Regions from separate parts of the Homo sapiens genome. Here all the other regions are linked to region 2. Evidence: chromatin loops called from intact Hi-C (ENCODE). Cell type or tissue: mammary epithelial cell. All regions are shown on one strand. Each heading gives the region's core, and the rest is flanking DNA. Links, peaks and the distances in the headings are about the cores only.

What was found. A loop is a pair of places that touch in the nucleus more often than their neighbours do. Peaks named below come from ENCODE experiments on the same cell type or tissue, not always from the same donor. Only the 100,000 strongest peaks of a DNase experiment are listed, where the experiment ranks them.
Region 1: a loop joins it to region 2, with 7 times the contacts of the local background. A loop is called at or near these places in 16 of 110 quality-filtered maps.
Region 3: a loop joins it to region 2, with 4 times the contacts of the local background. A loop is called at or near these places in 18 of 110 quality-filtered maps.

Annotation. Positions count from the first base shown.
Region 1 is chr11:95,517,487-95,525,041 of GRCh38, forward strand. No RefSeq gene overlaps it. Among named protein-coding and RNA genes, the nearest start is that of FAM76B, 270 kb to the right of the region's middle. In mammary epithelial cell, for the core only: no CTCF peak of the experiment used is centred there; DNase peaks (open chromatin) are centred at 3,885 and 5,595; H3K27ac peaks cover 2,006 bases.
Region 2 is chr11:95,701,769-95,710,376 of GRCh38, forward strand. No RefSeq gene overlaps it. Among named protein-coding and RNA genes, the nearest start is that of FAM76B, 84 kb to the right of the region's middle. In mammary epithelial cell, for the core only: a CTCF peak has its summit at 3,954 (motif pointing left); a DNase peak (open chromatin) is centred at 3,953.
Region 3 is chr11:95,508,943-95,516,497 of GRCh38, forward strand. It overlaps LOC105369440 (a long non-coding RNA gene), which reads right to left. Exons shown (of 3, transcript XR_001748336.2): 2 at 7,419-7,522; 3 at 5,254-6,173. Among named protein-coding and RNA genes, the nearest start is that of FAM76B, 280 kb to the right of the region's middle. In mammary epithelial cell, for the core only: no CTCF peak of the experiment used is centred there; DNase peaks (open chromatin) are centred at 3,419, 3,899 and 5,639; H3K27ac peaks cover 2,187 bases.

The DNA.
Region 1 (7,555 bases), core at 1,796-5,795, 180 kb before region 2:
TGTTAAAATAGTCTAGAAAAAAATTAAGTAAGGAGTAATTATTCACAGGCTCAGCATAGCAGCCCTCTCAAAAAGGAATTTTCTCTGGCTCACTTTGGGGGTTTTTGAACTTCATGTGGAGAGCAGTCAGAAAAGCAGCTGATTTAACTGTTCAAGAGAAATTTCATCATGCAGCTGAATTCAAGCACAGCTGTTGCTGGGCCTGAGTGACACATTGTGACAAAGAGTAGTATGCTCCATCCCCACCCCCATATCACTACCTCAGGCCCCAGGTACAATTAACTCCAGAAACACTCCAGCACCTGGAGGATCAGGAGGTTTGGGAGAGTGTAAAGGAAGTAGTCCAGATGTGGACATTGGCATTCTCAAGACGGGCTATGAGTGTGGAAAGCCTTTTTCCTCCTGCTTTGCAAACAGCCAATGGGGGACAGAAGGGAACTGGGGCCAAAGAGAAAGGACTGAGCTGATACCACCTGGTAACTACAGCTAACAGACCCTTATAAGGAAAATTGCAGGAAGCTCCTTCAGGGACTCTTCAGATACAGTAAGTCTCACTTCATGTCATTCACAGCCTCCTGGAAACTGTAACTTTAAGAAAGACAACATGTAACAAAACCCATTGTATCATAAGCTAATTGATAAAAGGAAGAGTTAATTCCTATGACATAGTTTTGGTCACAAAAACATCACTGGACTTCTAAGTAAAGACCAAAATACTTCTAATATTAAACATTGAAATAAATGTGAATTATATATACATTTAAGAAAGATTGATAGAACAAGTGAGACAATTATTTACCCAATTTTTCCAGTTCAGAGTAGCAGGTGACTGGAGCCTATCCAGCAGCTCAGGGTGCAAGACGGGAACCAACTCAGACAGGATGCCATTCCATCACAGGGCACATTCACATACACACTCACACTCATTCACACTGAGACGATTCAGACACACCAGGTGAACCTGATGTGCACAGCTTTGGGATGTAGGAGGAAACTGGAGTACTCAGAGAAAATTCAGGCAGACATGGGGAGAATGTGGGAACCTGTAAACTCCACACAGACAGTGGCGCCAACCAGGAATTGATTTTTTTTCTCATCAACGTTATAACAAAACATCGGTCATGGGAGACGTTAAGGCCCCTACCAGGCCCAAGGTAATAATCAGAGAGATTTAGGTGCCCTCCCATATCTTTTGTTGCCTGTACTCCAACTTCAAAAGCTCCCTCAACCTCAGCGTGCCTGGAGCTAGACTCTTTTTGTTGGTCATCAGGACAATTAAGAGAGGAGTGACCTCAGGCATACAGACCTCTGTAGCTCTTGGTGCTGCCACATGGCAAGCTTCCATATCCCTGTGCCTTGCAAAGCATCCATGAAACAGCTCTTCCTGAGTATCTGAATACCTGACACTCCCTCATAACCCGCACCCCACGGAACTCAGAAAGGAGCCATGAGGACTGGCCCAGGAGATAAATCCTATGAGAAATATCACCTTCTTCTTAGAATTATCCCTCTTCTCTGCCTCTAGTGCCTTAGAGTCCATTTGTCAGTCTGACTTTGCCCTTGGCCTAAGTTCTCTCATAGTCTTTCATGCAAATAGATTGTTGGCAGAGTCATCCATCCAACCTGCCAAATATACTCTGACATGTCTTAATCTCACCAGACACAATTTAGGTCAAGGTTAAGAAGACTAGTAAGATGAGATAGAACCTCACTAGTATCAAAAGACATGGCTGACAGTTTCAAAGTCTCTGGCCACATTGCTTTCTCCCTAATTACCTGAGGACCCTCATTCAAAGTATCCATGTTTGCAGAGTGTTCTTGAGATGGGGATGCAGCTTGTGTTTCCCTGCATCTGTTCTTTCATACAGGACATAATTGTTAAAATAGTGATACAACCAATAGAAACAATGACCTATGGTAGCAGCAAGATAGAACCAATTTATTCCAACTTAGAGAATAAGGTAAGATTTTACAGAAGCGGTAAATGTGCAGTTAGGCCTTTTAAACATGGGCAGAATATCAACAGGTGAATGAAGCAGTAAAGGCATTCATTATTTCACCCATTCTACCAACATTTATTAAGATTCCATTATGTGTCTAGGCACCAAGGTGTTCTAGGCACCAAGGACATGTGTGAATAGGACATCATTCCTGCCTTCAAAGGGCATGCAGTACATTCATCTTGGGCTGAAGATACAATGTAAGCAAAGGCACAGAGTTCCAGAGGTATGTGGCAAGTTCAGTGAACAATATGGCTAAGACCTAGGGTCCACTGTGTATGAAGGCAAGTAGGAAAGTACCAGGGAATACGAGGCAGGGAAAAAGTCTGGGGACAGAATACAGAGGATTTTAATATGGCAGTAATAAGTTGAAAGTTCATTATGTGGGCTATAATAAGTCATTAACAGTTTGGAGTTGAAAAAGGGCATGGTCAATTTCTATTTTAGTATAAAGCATTCCATTGGCCTCCTATTGCCTAAAAAATGTCAATGGCTTCACATTACTCATGGGTTTAAGACCAAAATCCTTAGACGGATTCAAAGGACTTGCAATGTCTCCCTTTCCTTGCTGCATGTGGACTTCAGTGATCTTGTATTATCACACCATGCCACTCCCCACCACAGGGCCTTTGCACAGTTTGTTTCATTTTTCAGTGAACCCGTTCCCCTTTACTTAATTAGCTTCTTCTCCTTCAGATCTCAGCTAAGTATTTCTTTGAGAAAGCTTTTCGTGACCTCTACCGTTAGTCCTTACTAGGTCTAATCCCTTAGTATATACACATAATAGATTTGTGATCTTTTGTTACTCTCTATGTCCTTCAGTAGGCTATAATCAATGGCAGAGACTCTGTTTTGTTCATTATTTTCTCTCCAGCGCCTACTACGGTGCCTGGCATATTGTAGACATGCAATAAATATTTGTTAAAAGGAAAGGAAAATAGAAAATCTTTTTAAAATAACATTGTAAAAAATGGTTGTGGGTGAGGGGTTTGGCTGTAAGCGTTGCAATCACAGAAGAGGCTTCACCCACTGACTTCATAGTCAGGCATGCAGTTGTAAATTAATAATAAACTCTCCATGTGGCAGCCATGGAATCATCAGAGTGTTAAGTCTTTCTCTAGCAGCTGATTAGGCTGAATTCATGGGCTGATTAATCTGTCTCTCCAAGAATCATCTCAGTCCAACGCCTGGGTACGAAAAGGCCCTATTGTTTTCCGTTGGTTAATTAAGTGCAATGGCCGGTCACAGATCAGAAAAGCGAAGGTATCATATTGAGTGAGAATGTGCAGAGAGTGGAAATGCAGTGTATTTTAACTGTGTGTGAATAAAGGGGTTAACATTAAAATTACAGAAAAGAGACAGCCCTAGGAAAATTGCTTTATCACAACTGTCTCTGAAATTGTGAAGGGTTAGAATAAGTGGGATGATGAATCTGTGCTTCTCCCTTCCCGCTGATGACTGCATGAGAGGAAATGGGCTCAATCTTCAGGGAGAGAAATTTGAGCAAATTATTTCTCAACAAATTTCCAGAGGAAGTGTGTAAAGTCTTTGTCTCTGGATAAAGAATAAAGGAAAACTGGTAACTATCACTGCTCTGCTGATGAGCATTGTCCTGCCTTAGAATGGTGTGGGTGGTGAGGAAGGTACACACCGTTCCCCTAACCAACACTTCCAATATTAGGATTTTGTTGCCATGCAGGGTTCTGAAGCCATAGAATGACGGCTCTGCATGACATTCCTTGTTTTAATCTGGTAATGCTTTGCAAACCCCATGAATCATCAAATATGCCATGCTTGAGAGATTTTGACAAGTTTTATGAGTCCACCTAGTGCTATTTATTTTTGTTCTCTTTCATTCCTTCTCTGTGGGGAGGAGCACTTTCAAGGGCATCCTTCACAGAATTGGCCAGATGCCATGGTGGCAAATCTAAGTTCTATCATCCTGAGGCAAGAAGTAGCACGTTTTGCTCTTGCCAACTCCTTGGTATGGCATTAACATGACGGATGGAGCCAGCTATTTGCACAACCAGTAACCAGGGCAGATTCTAGGAACTGGGGGTGAGAAGATAAGACACTCCTTTTAAACATAAATATCCCGGGAGGGGTGTCCCAGATCCATGTGTTTGTTGGGGATCTACCTGTTACAGTTTTACGATTCACCCACAGGCTCTATTCAAAATATTTCCAGCATGGCACAGTGCCTGAATTATCTTCCATGATAATTCCTTCTTTGGGGCCTGGCATTGAAGGAACTGCGAATAGGCAAAATCACTATATGGAAGTAGTAGCAAAATAGTGCTATGAGTTTTATCATTTAAGTATTAGTTTAATTGGCTTAATTATCTAAGTCTGTATTGTCCAATTGAGTGGTCACCAACCACATGTAGCTACTGTGCACCTGAAATGTGACTAGTGACTAAATCATCACCGTCTCTTTCATTTTAATTTCATGAGATTTTGATTAATACTAAATCCCAAAACAGAGTGGGGAATCTATGGTCCGTAAGTTTGAGAAATTAGGTATTTTTTAAAAATTAACATCATTCTATATTGCGCAATTTTTAACATGCCAATGTTCAATTTGTCTTTCTCAGAAGGGGATGTCATAGGCAATTTAACAATGATACCTAACCACGGAATAAATTTTGTTGTTTCCATAGGATATCTTGAGGAATACCATTTGGGAAATAACTCTCCACTTGGAAAGGACCAGGAAACAATAGTCAGGCAGAGAGCACCGAGATCTATGCCTTTACTGAGAGAAGATGTGTCTCAAAAGCAGAGCCCTGGGCTGTGAGCTGCAGGGAGTTAGGACTCAGCTTCCTTGCTATGTACGTGTTCGTGTGGTTTTGAGGAACTTTGACATCCCACCAACTTCACCTATCACGTTCATCCCAGCCTAACCTTAGTGTCACTTTTCCTCTTCCAAGGGATGAGTGGGTTTGACCAGCTGAGCTATATGATGTTTTCCAGGTTTAAAATTCTATGGTTCATTCATTCTGATGCAAATCTTTGAAATTTCCTACTTTTTTTTTTAACACTTTCAACCCCTAATTGGATAGTGTCTAAGTAAGTCAGAATATATGCCAAGGTGGATCACAGAAATGTTTTTCTCCTTTGAATACCTCCTAAATTTAAGGGAGGAAAGCAGACCATGAGGAAAAGCATACAATCCTGGGGGAACCAAATATACCACCTTGGTTTGTGAGACCAAACCAGAAAGGAGAATGTAGAAACTTGAAGAAAAGATAAAGCCATTACTTGTAAGGAAGCAAAGTGGTCTGCAGGGACTTTAGATGATAGAGTTTATCTCGATGATAATTTCTAATTCACTGATAGACCAGGAGCAGAGAGTGGCTGGTGAGGTATCTATGTGTAATTGAAAGTGGCATGATTAGAATCAGAGGTACCAATCGTCGACCATAGCAATTATCCAACTGAGAGGTGTTGGCCAAGGAGCATGTTTAAGTCTTTGGCTTGGACAACCAGGAAGATGGAGATGGGAGGTATTCATTCCAGGAAAGAGAAAGTAATGAAGACTGAGCAGGCCTAGATAATAGTAGCTTCAAGTTAGGACATGTGGACTTTGAGATGGCTGGGACACTGTCCAAGTGGTGATGCATAGTAGGAAATTAGGGATCTAGATCTGGATGTTAACAAAGAGGACTTACCAAGAGATAGTCGATATTAGAAGGGAAACGGCTCACTGAAGAGGCAGTGTAGGGTAATGGTTAAGAGAGGGACTTTAGGAACTCTAACACTTCCTTGCTGTGTAACTTTGACCAAGTTACTCTACTTCTTTACGCCTCAGCTTCATCATCTATAAAATAACTGTTTAGTTTTTACCCAACAGAGTCATTGTGATGATTAAATAATGTAGAACATGTAAAAGAATGCATGGCATTCCTAATAAACATTATCGTTACTATTTTCTCCTTTTCGAAGATAAGGAAAATAAAGCTAAGAGTGGGTATATAATTGGCTGACTGTGACACAACTACTAAGTGGCAGTGTTGAGATTCAAGTCCAGTTCTTCCTGAGACATATCCAATGTCCTTTCCACTATATCACTGCAGCCAAAAACTTCAACCATTCAATGCATCACTCCTCATTTGTGAAGTGGGAACATAACCATATGTACTTTATAGGGTTAATATAATATTTATAAAGCATTTAGAACAATGTTTGGGACATTTTATGTGCTGTCGAGTGTTGCTATTATTAGTAGTAAGTAATAGCAATAATAAACACTAAAAACATTTTTCCTACACTCTGCTGTCTGGTAAAATAAAAGTGCCTCCATTTTAAACTAACTCAAGCAAGATATATTTGGGCTAGAATGGGGTAGGTTGAAGGAATCAGCAGGGGTGGGTCCGGTGTTCCCTTTGCATCAGGAAAAGATGAATCCTAGGAACATTGTGAAGGAGCTGAGTGGCGCCGGCAAGGCCCAATTCTTTGGTCTGAATACATGGGCTTGGGAGGGGGTGGGTAAAGTAGAAAGAATTCAAATCTGCACATCTCCAGTGACAGTTGCCACATTTGGGATCAACTGAAACACACTTTCATCCAAGTACTAACCAGGACCAACCCTACTTAGCTCCGGAGATCAGACGAGATCGGGTGCTTTCAGGGTGGTATGGCAGTAGACCTGAAACACACTTTCAAAAGGAATAAATACCTCTAAAAAAATAAGGCTTGGAAGATAGGCATATGGAAAAATGAGGCCAGGGATACAGAAAAAGTACAAGTCAAAATAAATCTGACTCCTGACTTCCTGCTCTCTGATCTGCTCATGTAGCTTCAAGATTTGTTTATGATTGTTTGCGTAGTTGAGAATCTCTGGGGTTTTTTGATTGTTTTTCATTACAAAATTCAACACAGCGGGATACAAGTTTTATGCTTCTATTCCCATTTTGTCAGGAAAGAACAGAGTGAAAACTTTTTAATCTCCCCCCGCCCCCACTATCAACATCGCTGAGATGATTTAATGCCTCATAACAGAAGTAATTTTGTGATAATGACACAAAGGCAGCAATTAAAAAATATTGTTTGTTTCGGGGCCTATAAATTGGCTGTTGGTAATTGACAACAGAATGTGTTTTCTAATCCTCTGAAATGATATCTTATTGCAAGCTGGCATGGTAATTACTGTATTTGTACAGTACCAGAGGAGTTCCAGCCTGAGTTTGACAGGGAGTTGATTAAATCACCCAGGTGTAATTGAAGGTTTTGATTGCATTGCCTCTGAGCTGATCAGCATTAGTAATAGCCTGGCTTTCTGCTGTCATGTGTTTTTAGAGCTGGTGGTATATCAGCCCTTTCAATCTCCCTCCCAGCTCTCAGCCTCTGTTGTGCCAATGTCAAGAGAGAGCCAAGAGAGCTTCTCAGCACAGAAAAAATGAGAACAGACAGCAGATCCCTGGTGCTGGACCTGAATGACATCATTTGAAACAAAAAAGAAACCTGTTTCTAACTGCCTGCTTTGTTTCTTTAGATGGAGAGGACAGGGACTATGGTGGTCACAAGATGTGGCTTGCACATGGCCTAGTCAGTGC
Region 2 (8,608 bases), core at 2,439-6,438:
GCCCAGGCTGGAGTGCAATGGCACAATCTCGGCTCACTGCAAATTCCGCCTCCCAGGTTCAAGCTATTCTCATGTCTCAGCCTCCTCAGTAGCTGGGATTACAGACGTCCACCACCACGAGGCAGGTGGATCACCTGATGTCAAGGGTTCGAGGCCAACCTGACCAACATGGCAAAATGCCATCTCTACTAAAAAAAAAATTTTTTTTATAAGAAGTCCTTTTTTTTATGTTTTAAATTCTCCTGGGTTATAAGAAGTCTTTTAGGCCAGGAGCAGTGGCTCACACCTGTAATCCCAGAACTTTGGGAGGCCGAGGAGGGTGGCTCACCTGAGGTCGGGAGTTTGAGACCATCCTGGCTAACACAGTGAAACCCCGTCTCTAATAAAAATACAAAAAAATTAGCTGGGCCTGGTGGCGGGCGCCTGTAATCCCAGCTACTCGGGAGGCTGAGGCAGGAGAATGGCAAGAACCCGGGAGTTGGAGTTTGCAGTGAGCCGAGATCGCGCCACTGTACTCCAGCTTGGGTGACAGAGTGAGACTCCGTCTCAAAAAAACCAAAACAAACAAACAAACAAAAAACAAAATTAGCTGACCATGGTGGCACACACCTAGAATCCCAGCTACTCAGGAGGCTGAGGCAGGAGAATTGCTTGAACTCAGGAAGCAGAGTTTGCAGTGAGGCAAAATCCCGCCACTGCACTCCAGCCTGGGTGACAGAGCGAGACTCTGTCAAAAAAAAAAAAAAAGAAGTATTTAAAAAGTATTATCTCTAGTCTATCCCTCTCGCAAACAGAAAGATAACCTCAGGACCCACACTTAATACCCTTCTGAATTTTAAAAACCTCTGACCTTCAGGAAACTCAAAGACTAAAGAGTCCAGACCTACCAAGCAAACATCCTTTAGCTACTACTGATTTATAGTAATAATAAAATAAAACATTGCTATCTGTCATTTCCAGTTAATTCAATTCATGGTGAAGATTATTTACTGGGGGAAAAAGAGCAGTGAGTCATGGCGAGGCTTTAAGAGCTGGGAAAGGAGCCATATGAATACACACACACACACACATTTTCATGTCAGCTTGAATCATGGCATTTTCTAAACAATGGTGCTTAAATGTTAAATCCTAAATGCATTTTACAGTTTAACAAAAACTTTATCACTTATCCTCAATCCTTCTAAGTCTCTGTGTTCCCCCAATTTAGTCCAGAATTTAACCTCTGACCCAACATAATACTGACCACTTCAATTTCAACCAAGTCTTCAGAGAGAGATTTAGGAAAACCAGTGCAACTTGTTTATTTGGTGGGGAGGGGATAAGTGCGAAAACTTACTGGATTATATTCCCAGGGTCCTCAGCAACCACCCATTAAGGCGCTGAAAAGTTTATAGAATAGTCCCAAGTCTTGCATTCTTTCTATGGGGGTGGGGGAGCCCCAAAAGATGTTCTGTTTCCTGTGACCTACCGCACCATTCACAGATGGTTTTTTAGCAATACTGCCTGTTTTCTCTGTGTTGGTTTCTCTTTAGAAGAAGGGCTACCAACATTCAGCAGATAGACAATGACACAGGCTGCACTGCTTGCTCTCTTGGCCTCATTCTCACCCTAATATGAGAAAAGACCTTGTCCCAGGTTTGCATAACTGTGAAACTGCATGTTTTAGGCAAAAACAAAAATGGTTATTCTATGCACACCAAAAAGATGGAGGAAGATGCCTAAGTTGACGGCATTTTCACAATGGAAAGACTTTTAGGTAGTTATTGAGTTGGAATTTGTTCTCTTCTCAATTAAAAGCTAGAGTTATTTATATAACTACTCACACTGCCTCCACTGAATGAGAGAGCTGAAAAAAATGAAGTGAAGCACAGGAAAGAGTTAAGTCATTCCTAGGTGACCAGTGCTGTGAGCTGACTGAAAAAAAGAAAATCTCTAAAAGTTCTAGCATGACACAGATCCAGGCAGTTGTGCTTAGAAGAAGAGTAATGAGAACTAAAGAGATACAGCTGATAGAAACTCATGTTAAGGCGTAAACTCGAAGCAATTGCAGATAGAAAGCCTGAGACTTCTCAAGTAGTTTAAGTGCTCCGATTCAAGAAGTAACCATTCCAATAGAAACCTATGGGGAATGTGGAATAGTGTCACATAAAAGATAATAAAATCACATACTAGAATTAGATGAAAAGGTGGGGGGGAAGTAAAGATCTATACATGGGCCAGGCAGAGACATTTCCTTTAGGTATCCCTGGATAAACCTTTTATCAGTTCTGTAATAACTTAAGATATGAAATACTGCAATTGCTTGACTATATATTATTTGCAGGAGTGGTGGTGGTGTATGTGTGTGTGTTTGTATTTGCTCGTTAAGTACATAGTTGAACCTAGTATATTCCTTGGTTATGGGTTTAATTATTCTCCTTCATTTGTGTAACACCTCATATAAATCCCCCAGTAAGAAAATATCTTGATGGATAATTATCTGGACTGGATCTGCCCAGTGGAAAATCACAACCAAGGTTCTGGTGATCAGGGTAAGCAAATATTAGAAACAGCCCTTCCAGAATGTTGCTTTAGCAGGATTATTCCTATTTGAATATGCCCTACTATATACTGGAAGGCACCAGGCTGCAGAAGAAGGGTCCCAGGAGATTTTGTTGCAGTATGTAACTCTCCTCATAGAGGGTGTGATTTGACAGAACTAAATGGCCTCCCCACCCCCAAATCACCTCCTTCATCAGGCTACCATGTGCCTGAAATTCTTCGCTCCCTTTTTTAAAGTGCAATTAGAGGGAAAGGGGTGATTACAAATTTAGTCATTAGCTTCTACTCAAACACTGATCAGGACATTTCTTCAGATTAACTACCAGGGGATCTTGAATATAGTGAACATATTTTACAAATCTAAAACTGGGTCAAGTGGTTGGACAAGTAAAAATGTAACTATGAACTTTTAAAATTTTTGAATTTATAACAGTACCAGAAGAACTGACATATTAATTTCTCATAGGCATGGAAAAGTGTTATTCTAATGGAGAGGAGAGGGAGGAAAGGCAATGGATCCAGGTGGAATGGAATAGTTCAGGGCCATTATTGCAAGAGAACATCATGGAATTCACAGAGGAATGGGAAGATAGGAAAGGACAGGGAAACAGCTGCTTCTGAAAAACAAAATGTCACAGGGCTGCCCTAGGTGACCCTAATGTTTCCATTTAGCCCTGAATATTTTTACTGCATTCTTCACGGGGGAAAAAAAAAAGTAAAGGAAAAGTAAACAAAGATAAAATATCCTACGCCCTTGAACATAAAATAAGGAGAAAGTGGATGTTCAATCCAACACTTCCTGAGTTTATACTCTGTGTCAACCCCTAAGCCAGGTGCTATCCCTTCACTGGGCCAAGGACCAGGCTATTGGGCATGTGTTACCATAGTGACACGCTACTGAGAACAACCTCATGCCCCACTTATACTGAGTCTTCTAAATATTCCCAAGGTTCCTCTCAAGCAGAAATAGATTTTTCTTCACACTTCTAAGAAAGGACTGTATTTATTTGTTTATGTATTACCATAAAGTTTAGCAATATGATGCAAAAACTAAGTGCTAGGAAAGAAAATATACTTTCATCGGGCATGCCAGGTGTTTTTGTCTGAAAGACTAGCATCTTACCTGACATCTGAGCAGAATATGAAGAGCTCTTAATCAAGTTTTCAATTTCATTTGCCAAGATAAGCTTGCATAATGTCTTTAGGACACAAATTTCCCAGCCTTCACTCCTCAAAACATCATGAAAGAGCTAAATAAAGTGAAAGTGGCAAGTGATACAGGAACTGAGGTATGTCAATTCCTTTAATGGGCTGGGAAGCTCCTGATTTCGAATTTAAGAAAGATACAGCCGCAGTCCGGCCTTGCCTAGAAAGGCATTGCTGGCAGCTCCCGCCCTGGTTAGAGAGCGCCCCCTACTGTTTCTCCTCTTTGTCGGCTCCAAGCATGCCAACACCCAGGCCGACTCACAGTTACAAAGCACCAATTGGACAAGTGTATCCTGGACTGTGAAATAAATTGAGAGGAAGAAAGCGCCAGCCTTGGAGCTGGGCAGAGAGGATCATATTGGAGGTTTGGAAGGAGAATTTCGGATTTCTCCTCACCACCCAGACCCCTGGTCCTAGGATGCCTTCCAGGAAGATCAGACATGGCTTGATTTAAGAGCAGAAGAATCTATCACCCGAATTTCTTTACCTCCTGTCACACATAGAAGTAAGAACAAGAGACAATCAGAAGGAAGTAAAGAACAAGCCAGAGAGACAGAGCAAAGGAGAACCAAGAGAAAGAACCCCAAAGGAAAAGAAGTGGAGAGAAGAACAGAAAAGGAGTCAGGCAGAAAATAATAGAATAGTCTTTATTTCCTTTTCACTCCCTCCTCTTTTTAAAACAATGTTTCTAATGAGCATCTAGTTTCATCTGAAAGTTTTTGAGCGCACTTGTTTACCTTTGCTACAATTTTCAGAGTTTAGCACTTTTGCGGGCTGGGTGTTGGGAGCTGAGGCTCAACTGTCATTGTTCATTTCTGCTGTGATTTTGCACTGATATTTGTATGTCATCATTTAGTCGTTTTGTTGTTTGTTTTTGCCATCAGCTTGTGTTTGTTGCAAGGCAGTTCTGCTGCTGTCTGTCCTCCGCTTCTGGATCCATGTCACTGCTCACACTGCCTCATTGACATCTTTCCAAGACTACATATCAGGACCCAAGCCTAAACAGGTTTCCCTCCCTCTGGAGAAGCACTGTGAGGTGGTGAAGTCCGGCCCCTCCAAGTGATTCTTGAAAGGGGCAGGTAACAAAAAATTATTGAGGGTGTTGGGGAACAGAACCATCATAGGTTTTCTTGTTTAATATACCTAATAAAATATGGAATTGAGAGGGACTAAAGTATTGTCCAAAGTCAAACAGCTTGTAAGTAACAGGATTTGAACCTGTGGATCCCAAAGTTCATTCTTTTCCCTACATTACACTGCCCCAGAGCTCTTGTAGCCCTGCCAATCTAGGCTCACTCCAAGAGAAATATTCCCCACTTGCAAGAGTTCGTAGAACTGTCCACACTACTGAAATTGTTATGTCTCTGGGTTTTCCTTTTAATAGGCACACGTACTCAAATTTGCATAATGTAAATGTAGACAGAGTGTAACTACCATGTAAGCACAACTACCATATAAGTGTTATGAGTGATCCTTTGGAAACAAGCCTAAAAAATCCTGAAATCATATGAAAACAGACACTTTTTATTCTCCTGGGAAGCAGATGACATCATTTTTTATGCAAAGTACACTAAGACAGTAGAGTGCTGGTGAGGTGCTGATAACGCAGCTCTCTGTCGGGAATACGGGAGCCCTAACTTCCAGTGTTTGCTGATTTCTGTGGTGTAAATATTTCCACCATGGCAAAATATAAGCTACTAATATGACATCACTGAATGCAGAACTGGGGAAAATTGTGCTTAGTTAGCTCTTGTGAGCCCACACAAGCTGGCACCGGCATACAACAGCACTAAGGGCCGCGCACCCATCACTGGAATTAGACTGCACGTGCACATCAAGGAAGAGAGCCTGTAGCAAGTACCATGACAAGCAGGATAGGGTGAAGTGTGTCAGTTCTGGAGCCCAACTGCATGTAGGTTTCAAAGCCCAGCTTTGCCATTACTAACTGGGAACTTGTGCAAATTTTTAAAATATTCTGTGTTGCATTCGTATATAAAATGAGGATAGTAATAGTATTTACTTTATAACATTGTTGCAAGAATTAAATGAACTGATGCATGAATAGGGTTTAAAAAGTATTACCTACTGTTATATTTTATGTGTTTAGGAGTATCTTACCCTACTAAAGATCATCTTGGCAATACCTCAAATAAAGTACAAGAAGAATAAGAATGATTGTCACTGTGGACTTCACAATTTCAGTGCTGAACATCAGTGAGAGTGATGGGAGTACTTTCAATCCCTAAGAATAGTTGCTTCTTCAGGCTCAGACACTCAGCTACTCTATGTGCAACCCCCTGCCACCTCCCGCTGTTGCAGAAAAAGCCATGGCAGCTTTTCAACCAAGATTCTTAAGACAGGAGAAAAGTTCCACCCTTAGGTAGACAGCAGGGAACCATACAATAGCTGGATCTACTCGGCACTGAATTGTTTGGAATAAAGAAGATTAAAACACTTTTATGAATGTATGTTCTTCAGTATCTTTTAATTTCTGTTCTTATTATTTTTAAAAAATCTATAAAGGTCTTACTCAGAAAAGTGAGGCCTTCTTAATTCTGGCAGACACTAAGACATACAGTCCTATTCAGAGAGAAAAAAAAAAGCAATGAGTTAACTAGACATATGACAGAATGAATCAATCTTTCTTTTGCTTTTCATGTCTACTTTTTGAAAATGCACATGATTATCTTTTCCATTCTGGGTCTATTCCTAATAAATTACATTTTATATTTTATTACCTCCTGCTTGAAATATTATAATAGCCATCAAAAATAATGTCCAGATTACAGTTTTGTTCATAAGTTATTTTATTTTATTTTTCTGTCTAACACAAGCCAGGCACTGCTTAGGACATGGTGGGGTTGGGGGGTAGGGGTTTGTCCAGCGGTAAAGAGTTGGATATGATTACTGTCCTGAAGGAGCTCACATTGTATTAAGGGAGAGAAACAGTAACAAAATCAACAAATACATGAATATGATAATTTTGGATTGTGGTCATTTGTATGAAGGAAATAAAGAAAGCGATATGGTAGAAAGGAGGCATCAAGGAGGATCTTTTAGGTGAGGTCTCATTTGAGCTGTGAGAAGGAACCAGCCATTTGAAGAGCAAGGAGAAGCATGATCTAGCCGGAGAACTGCAGGATGAAAAGCCATAGGCAGGGAAGAGCTTAGCATGTTACCAGAGCACATTCCTCCTCTTCCATGCCTTCTTTCAGTACCTATTACCCACTCCCTGCTTTATCTTCCTAAAATGTCCTTTAACAGTATCTTTTCTTTTAAAAAGCTGCAATGGCTTCACAATTCCTAGCAATTCAAATTCTTTGCCATGACCTTTGAAGCCCAGAACACTCTACCCCCTCCCACTTTCTGGGCTTTATCTCCCACTAATCCTCTGTACAAAGCCTGCACCAAGTTGGATTCCTCACCATCTCCTATATTGTTTCTCACAGTTTTGCTCATTCCATTTCCATTGGCTTGGCTTCATGACTTAGCCAGAACCCACATATCTTTCAGGGACTAGTTAAAAATGTTTTTATCTCTCCGGCATGCTTTCTTTTGAGTCTTTACAATGCTTCATATCGCTCGTGGTCAATACCAATAACTCATCAATTAAACTACCTAGTTGTTTAATTGTAAGTTTATTTATTTATTTCTCTTGTAAGTTTTATTATTTCATTCATGCCTGGTTCTCTAAGTAGTCGCATGCTTTGGGGGTAACATCCCCAGCAGATTTTTAAGCTCCTGGAGGGCAAGTAGTGATAGCTGATGTTTATTCATATCACACAGCACCAAGAACAAGGCCTTGGGCCTAATACGCCTTTCTCTTGATCTAATCATTTCTTCTCCATGACTTCTCTCATTGCATTTTGCATAATTCCTGAGAGGAACTTATCTCTATAAGAGAGCTCTGAATTCAGTTGTTAATCACGTATCCTGTATGCTTTTAGCCTCACTAAACAGTGGACATTTGCTCTCCAAATGGCTGGTTCCTTCTCATAGCTCAAATAAGACCTCACCCAAGAGAATCTTATTGATGTCTCCTTTCTACCGTATCACCCTCTTTATTTCCTTCATACAAATGACCACAATCCAAAATTATCATATTTGTTTCTTTGTTGATTTGGTTATTGCTTCTCTCCCTTAATACATTGTGAGCTCCTTCAGGGTAAGAATCATATCCAAATGTTTACCACTGGATCCCCCACATGCCTTATGCAGTGCCTGGCCTGATGGAGTGAGTATAGGCAAAAGTGGGAAGAGCTGATGCACAGGAATTGTCTTATTTGTTTCTGGAGGTTCCTCACCATTAATAACCCTGAGCTTAATTTCAATTACCCAGCCATATTATGGAAATTCTGGAATTCCTTGTTTTCATTAATGTTTAGCAACAGGTTAATGAATATCGCCAGATATAAAACATACATAAAATTTTAAGATCATAAATTTTATAGAAAGAGAGAACAGAGTTCAATTCCCACTCCACCATTTATATCCCATGTAACCTTAGTCATGCTCCTGGTATTATTGAACTTGTTTCTTCAACTGCAAAGTCAAGATAACATTCACCTAATGGAATTTTGTGAGGATTAAGCGAGTAACGTGTGTAAAACACTTATCGCAGTGCCAAGTAGTAAGGGTAATTGGTAGTCGCATTTAGATTCACAAAGCCAAGCAGGGAGCTGGCCCACAAGAAGGGCTCAATATATAAACGCATGTTAAAAGAAAATAGAATAGACAAGAATAGCTCCATCCTATCCCAGACCCCATAAACAGACCTAGTCTGACTAAGCAATGGATGTTAGGAATATGTAAATGTTCATCTTTAGGCCTCAGTCTTCAATGTCCAGCAGTTGTCCAAACA
Region 3 (7,555 bases), core at 1,796-5,795, 190 kb before region 2:
CTGGTGGCATCTCCCACGTAAGACCGATCCTTTAAGCTGCAAAGGGACCAACTAGAAAACTATTTCTCCTTCCTCTTGTAAAGGAATTTGTCATGGCTTAAAATAATTCAACCACCTTCCAGAAGCTTCTTTCTCCCAGCATGTTTAGCAGCAGGAAGAGTCAAATGTTCCACAGTGCCTATGGCTCACTCCCTATATACACAAACAGGTTTGCTGAAATTAAGGTTTTAAAAAACATTCCAGTTAAGATCAGAAAATCACAAGCGTTTTCAGCTTGATGTTCTCACTTTTCAACCAACTATTTTTACAGTCTATTAGCTCAGCCTAAGCCATTACTATCATGTGTATATATATATATATATATTTGGAAACGGAGTCTCGCTCTGTCACCCAGGCGGGAGTGCAGTGGTATGATCTCAGCTCACTGCAACCTCCGCCTCCTGGGTTCAAGCAATTCATGTGCCTCAACCTCCTGAGTAGCTGGGACTACAGGTGCACACCGCCACACCCGGCTAATTTTTTGTATATTAGTAGAGATGGGGTTTCACAGTGTTGCCCAGGCTAGTCCTGAACTCCTGAGCTCAAGCAATTAACCTGCCTCAGCCTCCTAAACTGCTAGGAGCCACTGACTATTTGAAAGTTGTATTGGTAGGAGGCTTATTTTCTCACCCACTGGAAGACCTTTTTAGGATATAATTTTATAACTCTGTATTAAATTCATCAATAATTATGTGTGTAGTGCAATAGGTATTGGCAAGACTAAACCTTGTTTAAGTGTTTGACGTAAGAGACATTGCTTGATGGGTTTATTCTCAGTGGGTAATAAACATACAACCTGCAAATACTACTTTTAAAGACACATACACAGATAATATGTAATATATATAATAACTACATATGGTATTTCATGTAATATATAGGTTATATTATGTATTGACTCTAATATGTATTGATGTACATATTTTTTATTTATTTTATATGTGTGGATATAGCTATAGATGATATAGACATAGATATTTATCCGAAGTAATGCTTGCACACTGACGATAAAAATTCACAATCCCACCATACGGCCCACTCACGTCCCTAAGTCCTGCTCCTCAGAGACAACTAATTTTTAATGGTCCCTGTTTTTAGGTCCTCTGTTGGTTATCCTAAATAATATGCTTATGTTGTTGTCGCAATTGTTGTAGACTTTCGAGTTTTAGCTAATAGCTTCACATTATGATCTATGAGGACTTAGCTCCTGTTTTCCTCCATCTCTCTGTCTCTGACAAGGTGTAAGTTATTCTCTTAATCTTTGGTGTTCTGAAATTGTAAAATACTGTGTGAATAATACTTTGTTTATCATGCTGGGCACTGTGCAACCTCTTTATATTTAAAGATACCCTCCCATCATCTTCAGGAAATTCTTTTTTATTTTGTTTTTGATCATTTCCCACCCTCTGTTATCTCTAAAATTGTAGTTAATAACATGTCAGATCTCCTAGGATTGATCTTTAATGCCTCTTATTTTTTTGTTTATATTTTCTTCCTAACTCCCCGTTGTTCTATTTTCTAGAAGCTTTCCTCAACTCAGCTTTGTACTCCATCTACTCTGAATATTCAATGTTGTCAGGGTATTTTTAATTTCTAAAACAATCCTTTTTGTTCTTCAATTATACTTTTTAAAAAATAAAACATTCTCTTCTTGTTTTATCCATGCCACAGATTCTTCAGTACTTCTGAGTACACTAAATTAATTATGTTCTGTAAGTTCTCTTCTATTCCCCAAGTTCTCTTTTTCCTCTAGGGAATAGCTGGTGTGCTTATCTTGGCATTTCTCTTTCTTATTGTAGGTTTTCCTCAAGTGTCTGGTGATTTTTGGTTGTCTCTCCAGACATCAAAATGAGCAATAAGCATACTGCCCAGGAGCTCTGTGTATGCCTGTAGGTGTGTCCACTGGTAGGTTTTCTCCAAGCTGAGTGCTATAGGACCTGTCTTGATGATGGGGAGCCCCAGGGAATGAATGAGGAGGGCCTTATGCTGGGTCACTAACACCCACATTGGCTACCCTAGTTCTTCCCCAAGCAGTATATTCTATTCCATTAGAGAACTCTCCAGTTATTTTGCTTATGGGCAAGGACCTGGATTTATATAGCATGTAGAGGTGAGAGAAAGGTGTGGCTAGGGCCAACTCTTTCTATATATACATCTTTGACTTCAGCTTACCTTTCTCCCACCTCCTTTTTGAATCCAGAGCCCTTCTTGATTTTACCAGGCAGGTCAGCTACTTCCTGTGCTGCAGTAACCTGCTCACATTCAAGCTTGAAGTTCCCACTTTTCAAGGTGGTGTCTTTCTCCCCTCTCCTTCATCACTTGACATTATTCCTTCCACCTTCTGAATTCTACACATTTATTAAAATCCCCCATGGCGCTCTCCTATTCATTTTGTTGTGTGAGGCTGTTTTGCTTTTTGAAAATATATCCTTTTAATAGGGTCTCTGAAAAAAAGAGGCAATAGACACATAGGAATATTCAGCAATCCAGAATGTGAATCACATAGATCTCCAGTTATTTCTCTTGTACACCTAGATGAGGTTAATGACTGGAAGGTTCTTTTACTCAGAAATGTATGATATCAACAAAGCTTGAAGTGATTGGACTCATCCTGGAATAGGTTACTTAAAAAAAAATTTCGTGATCATCCATGTCCTCTAAAATGCAGATCATAATAGCTGCCTTTGATGATTTTTATGAGAATTTAACGATAACATAAATGTATGAACTTGCCCAGCATAATACCTAGATCACAGAAAGAACTAAACTGTTATCAGTTCTTGCTCCTCTCCCTTGTCACCTGCGAAGTATGAGTGCTGGCTGAAATAACTCGATTGTCTTTTAAATTGAAGCATTTTATATCATCTCACCCCCACTCCTAGTAGCAGCTGAAGATCTCACATGCGCTTTGTATAGATTCTTACAGGGCGCTCTTCTAGGGATTTGAATGTTGGGGCTGCTGATTCCTTTTTGGTTATTGTAAGTTGTAGACTAAAGAAAATAGCTCACTCAATGGGTTTTGGTTATTGTAATTTCTTTCTTCTTCTTTATGATTATTATTAATATTACTATTATTTTGTCTCTACCACTTGAGCTCCAGTTAGGCAATGGAAGGAAATGCTCTCTCCAAATTTTGTGCAGTAAATGGATTTTGAAATCACTGGTTTTAGAAATTTCTTTTAATAGACTTCAATTAATTGCTTCATTTAGAAGGAGTTAGTAACCACTGAGTCCAAGTGATGAAAGAAGGAGCAATGATCTTGTGGTTCCAGAGGTAACTCCAGCCTGGAGGACACAGTGCTTAGCATCAGCTCATGAATCAAGAATGAACTCCATACTGTAACTAAGCCCAGAAACGTTATCCCGAGCCAGGGCTTAGTTGACACATGCTCTGGGCATCATTAGCTGGTTAGGTCTTGCAGAAATATGAGGATCATGGCCAGGCAGAGACCTTTCAAATGATTCATTTATTCCCAAAGCCATCTTTGGCTGAGGCTCCGCAGTGTAGGGAAGCAGTGTGATGGGTTAGGATGAGCGAAGCATAGGAATAGTGACCTCAACCTTACCCTTAGCTTTTGTTTCTTTAGGTGAATTACCTCATCTCTCTAAATCTTGGTTTCTTCATGTGAAAAAAGTGAGAAATAATATTTACCAGGTAGGACTGTGACAAAGATTGAATTTTAAAGTGCACAGCAGTGTGCTTAGCACATAGTAGATTCTCAGTATATATTAGTTGCTGCCCTGTTTACCCTGTACGTTTCTAGCTTTTCCTATAAGGAAACAAGACAATGATTACTAGACTAGCCAGGGCTGTCTGTGTAAACACTGAGGAGCCCAGGCGTTGTTTGGCTGGATCTCAGAAAAACTTGCACTGCTCACGACTGGTGACTCATGAAAATGATGGGCCTTGGAAGATAGGAGCACAAATTTAGAACTGGGAGAATTGTAAAGTGGATTAAAGCTATTTACAAAACAGTGGCATTGTGCAATCAATGATCTTTGAGTTTTAATTTCTGAACAAATACATAGGACCCAAAGTTTTGTTTAAGGCATTACGAAATCATAATTATTTTTCTTTGATCCCACAGAAATAGCAACTCTTTTCTTTTCTTTCTTTCTTTTTTTTTTAAGATTGAAGATTTTTCTTGACATTGAGGAGATGAGGAAAGAAAGCTTTCTCTGCATATTTAATTTACAGGGCATTTATCCCTTCTCTGGCTGATGACCTAAAACCAAACAAATCATTATAAAAACTAGAAGAAGGAAAAAAAAAAAGATAGCAGGTTTGTGAGAAAGGGTCTTTAAGCCTAGTTAGGGAAGACATCCAGAAGAGAATCGACTCAGACAAATACAAATACTAGAATTCGAAGGGCATAAGAACTGTGAGTGGCTGAACCATTTTCCCATCCCCTGCCAGGATGTCTGAGAGGAACTTTTCAAGATAAACAGGCCTAGTACCCCGAAGGGCATTTTTTGATGCTAATAGATTTCAAAGGCTGTTTTGAAGAGGTTGTGGGGCAGGACAGTACTCAGGCATATCCAAATTATTCTTTGCATTCTTAGCAAAGAAGTTGAGCAATTTTTTAAGTCAGTCTGCAGGAAGCTCAGAATGGGTATACTGATATATTTTAGAGGTTTTCAACTCACAATGCACTTTTCAGTTGCATGAAGAGTTCACCTACTGAGTTGATTCGAGAAGGAAAAAAGCCACATCCCCACTTACTCCCCATATTCCAAGTTGAAAACATGTCTCTTTTACTCACTTAACTCTGCAAATCTGAAAATCTGCTGCTGTGGATTAATTTGTTGGACTCAAGATTTTGCTCCCTGTGGAGATTCCAAATCTTGTCATGAGCCAGTTCACCATTTTTATTACAGTTTGCCTACTTTGAATGAGTATATTAAATTCTTACTTGACAGCCAGTTTTGATGACAGGCAAAAGATGGAAGAGAGAAGAGAATCCTTGCTCCACTGTGAGAAGGAACTTTCATGAAATGGAGAAATGCTGGCTATTCCCTTATGTAATGCATCATTTTATTGAGAGTCACCCTCAGTAAAGTCACCATTTTATTGAGAGTTCTATCCCCAGCCTTACTTTACACTTCAACTAGGATGTCTGATTTGAGTTACTAATAGAGAGGCACTGTAGGACAATGGTCAAGTCAGACCCTTTTGGATTCACATTCCAGGCTTATCTACTAGCTGTACCACCTTGAACAAGTTAATTGAATTTACTGAACCTCTGTTTCTTCATCTTTACAACAGGAATAGCAAAGGCTACCATATAGGATTATTGTGAGAATTTAATAAAACAATGTATGTCAGGTCTTTTGAGTAGTGCAAAAGACTTTTGGTACATAGCAAATACTCAAAAAATATTGACATCATCATCATTATTATCGTCATCACCATCATTATCATCTGGTCCCAGTAGGTATGAGCTGGGAGCAGAAATCATTTTTTACTGGTTAATCTATGACTTAGGTAATTTAAGTGTTTGTCACTAGCCTAGCCAGACTTAGTTCTGTTTCATCCTGAATCTTCACTTGTCCTTCCTGGAGCTATGAAAAATAAGCCACACATACTGCACCACCCTATTTGGCCTTGGGGATAGGATTAGACTAGTAGGAACACGTACACATTTCTATGATTTCTCCTGGATCTGAAACAGCTCCCTTAAGTCTCAGCCTTACTGAAGATCCTAAAGCTATAAAAAAGAAGCTATAAATAACCATAGAAATTTGTAGACAAATTTAGTTGGACCTAGACATCTGGAGTGGCCCTTCAAAGGTACTAACTATCCTACTTTTCTGTTTTAAAACTGTTGATGTGTAGGTCTCACGGGACAAAAAGACAAGTAACAAAGTTTTTGGCCTGCTTCACATCCTATGGAATCCCTTGGGAATTTTTTCTTCAAGGTTTACCCAGTATGTGAATCTGACCCCATGATATAACATTTGTGAACAGTTCTGTACAAACAAGGACTTGTTTCTCTCCCTCCCTCTGATTCCCCGTGGAATTTTCAGGGATGAACAGTCTTTTCATCTTGAAATCAAGCAGGAATAAGTCCGTCTTGACTTCCCTCTTCACTGCCTTTCCTCCCCCACTCTTTTCAAAATCTTCATTTAAGGATCTGTGGAGTGAACAAGACAGATCTTGATTTGTTTGTGTTGTGTAAAAGTTGAAAGGAGCCAGGAAGAAAGAGTACCATTTGCTAACCTCAGGAGACTTGGAAAATATATTTTAATCCGAGAAATTCATTCAAAGGCACATCTTTCTAGTATCTGTAAGATGAACTATTTTTAAAAATCACAATTGCTCTTCCAAGAGCCTCCTTGAGATTTATTGGAAGAGCATTGAGAGTCAGTCTGGCAATGCAAATTAAGGGTCAGGGAACTGAGAACACCAATGTGGTCCTCACTTTGCACAAATGATTTATAACTCAGATGATGACTTAAGGTATGACTTGAGTAATTTAGATACGACTGACTTGATTCCCCCATTCTGCGCTCTGTGAAAAGTTCAGTGCCTTTCCACAATTTCTGCAAATCCCCAGGGGACTTATACACTCATGATCACCTTTGAGCTGAACAATTTACACTCAATTTCAGTTCAGTTCATGAATCCTAAGCTGACCTCACTCTGAATCATGTATTCAACATAACTTCTTTCTCCAATTTTTTAACAAATCCACTCACATGGGCCTTTTTAAAGGTTTGTGAAGGCATAGAAATAAATATAAAGCAGCATAAGCAACTGAAATTTCCTTATCAGCTATATCTGCCCTTTAGAAAGTATTTTAGATACCCTCCAACTTGGACACTATCTTCCCACCATGCTGCTAGACCCTACCCTTTCCCCTCTCCTATCTTAGCTACTTCTATGGATGATTTATTGTGTGTTCTCTCTTTCTTTCTTTTTTCTTTGTTTCTTCTCCTTTTGATTGTCTCCTGCTAGTCTATGTTCACATGGACCACACTTTCAACCTCTCAACCCCAGTGATTTACTAAGGTATTTTCCTATATAAAAGCAGTTCTTTCCCAAAGAAAAGTACTAAATAAAGAAAGCCGCTAAGATAATAATTGTTTTGAAACCTTTACAAATATGTTTGGAAAGGTATGATAGTTCACTGAAAAGTGACTCCAATCTTTAATTAATTCATGGAAAGCTCACTCTTTCAAGGACTGACATGTTGAATCTGCAAGCAATATGAAACATTCTTATTTTGGCTTTCCAAACCATTTGAATAAAATAACTCTGAATTGTTCTTCTTTCTACTTGGCACCAAGATGGATAGAAAAGGCTCTGTGAGATTTCTTTCCATAGTGAGAAGGATTATGGCCAAGCTATTTATTAGCCTCAAAAGGAAGATGCATACCACGTGCTTTTAAGCTGCATGCTGCTGTCCACCGGTGTCTAGGTCTTGTTCCCACATGGAATGCATACATAAATGTTCATATTCATCACACATCAGAAGAATCCCTTTTTGTATGCATGGGGGGAGAAGGAGACACT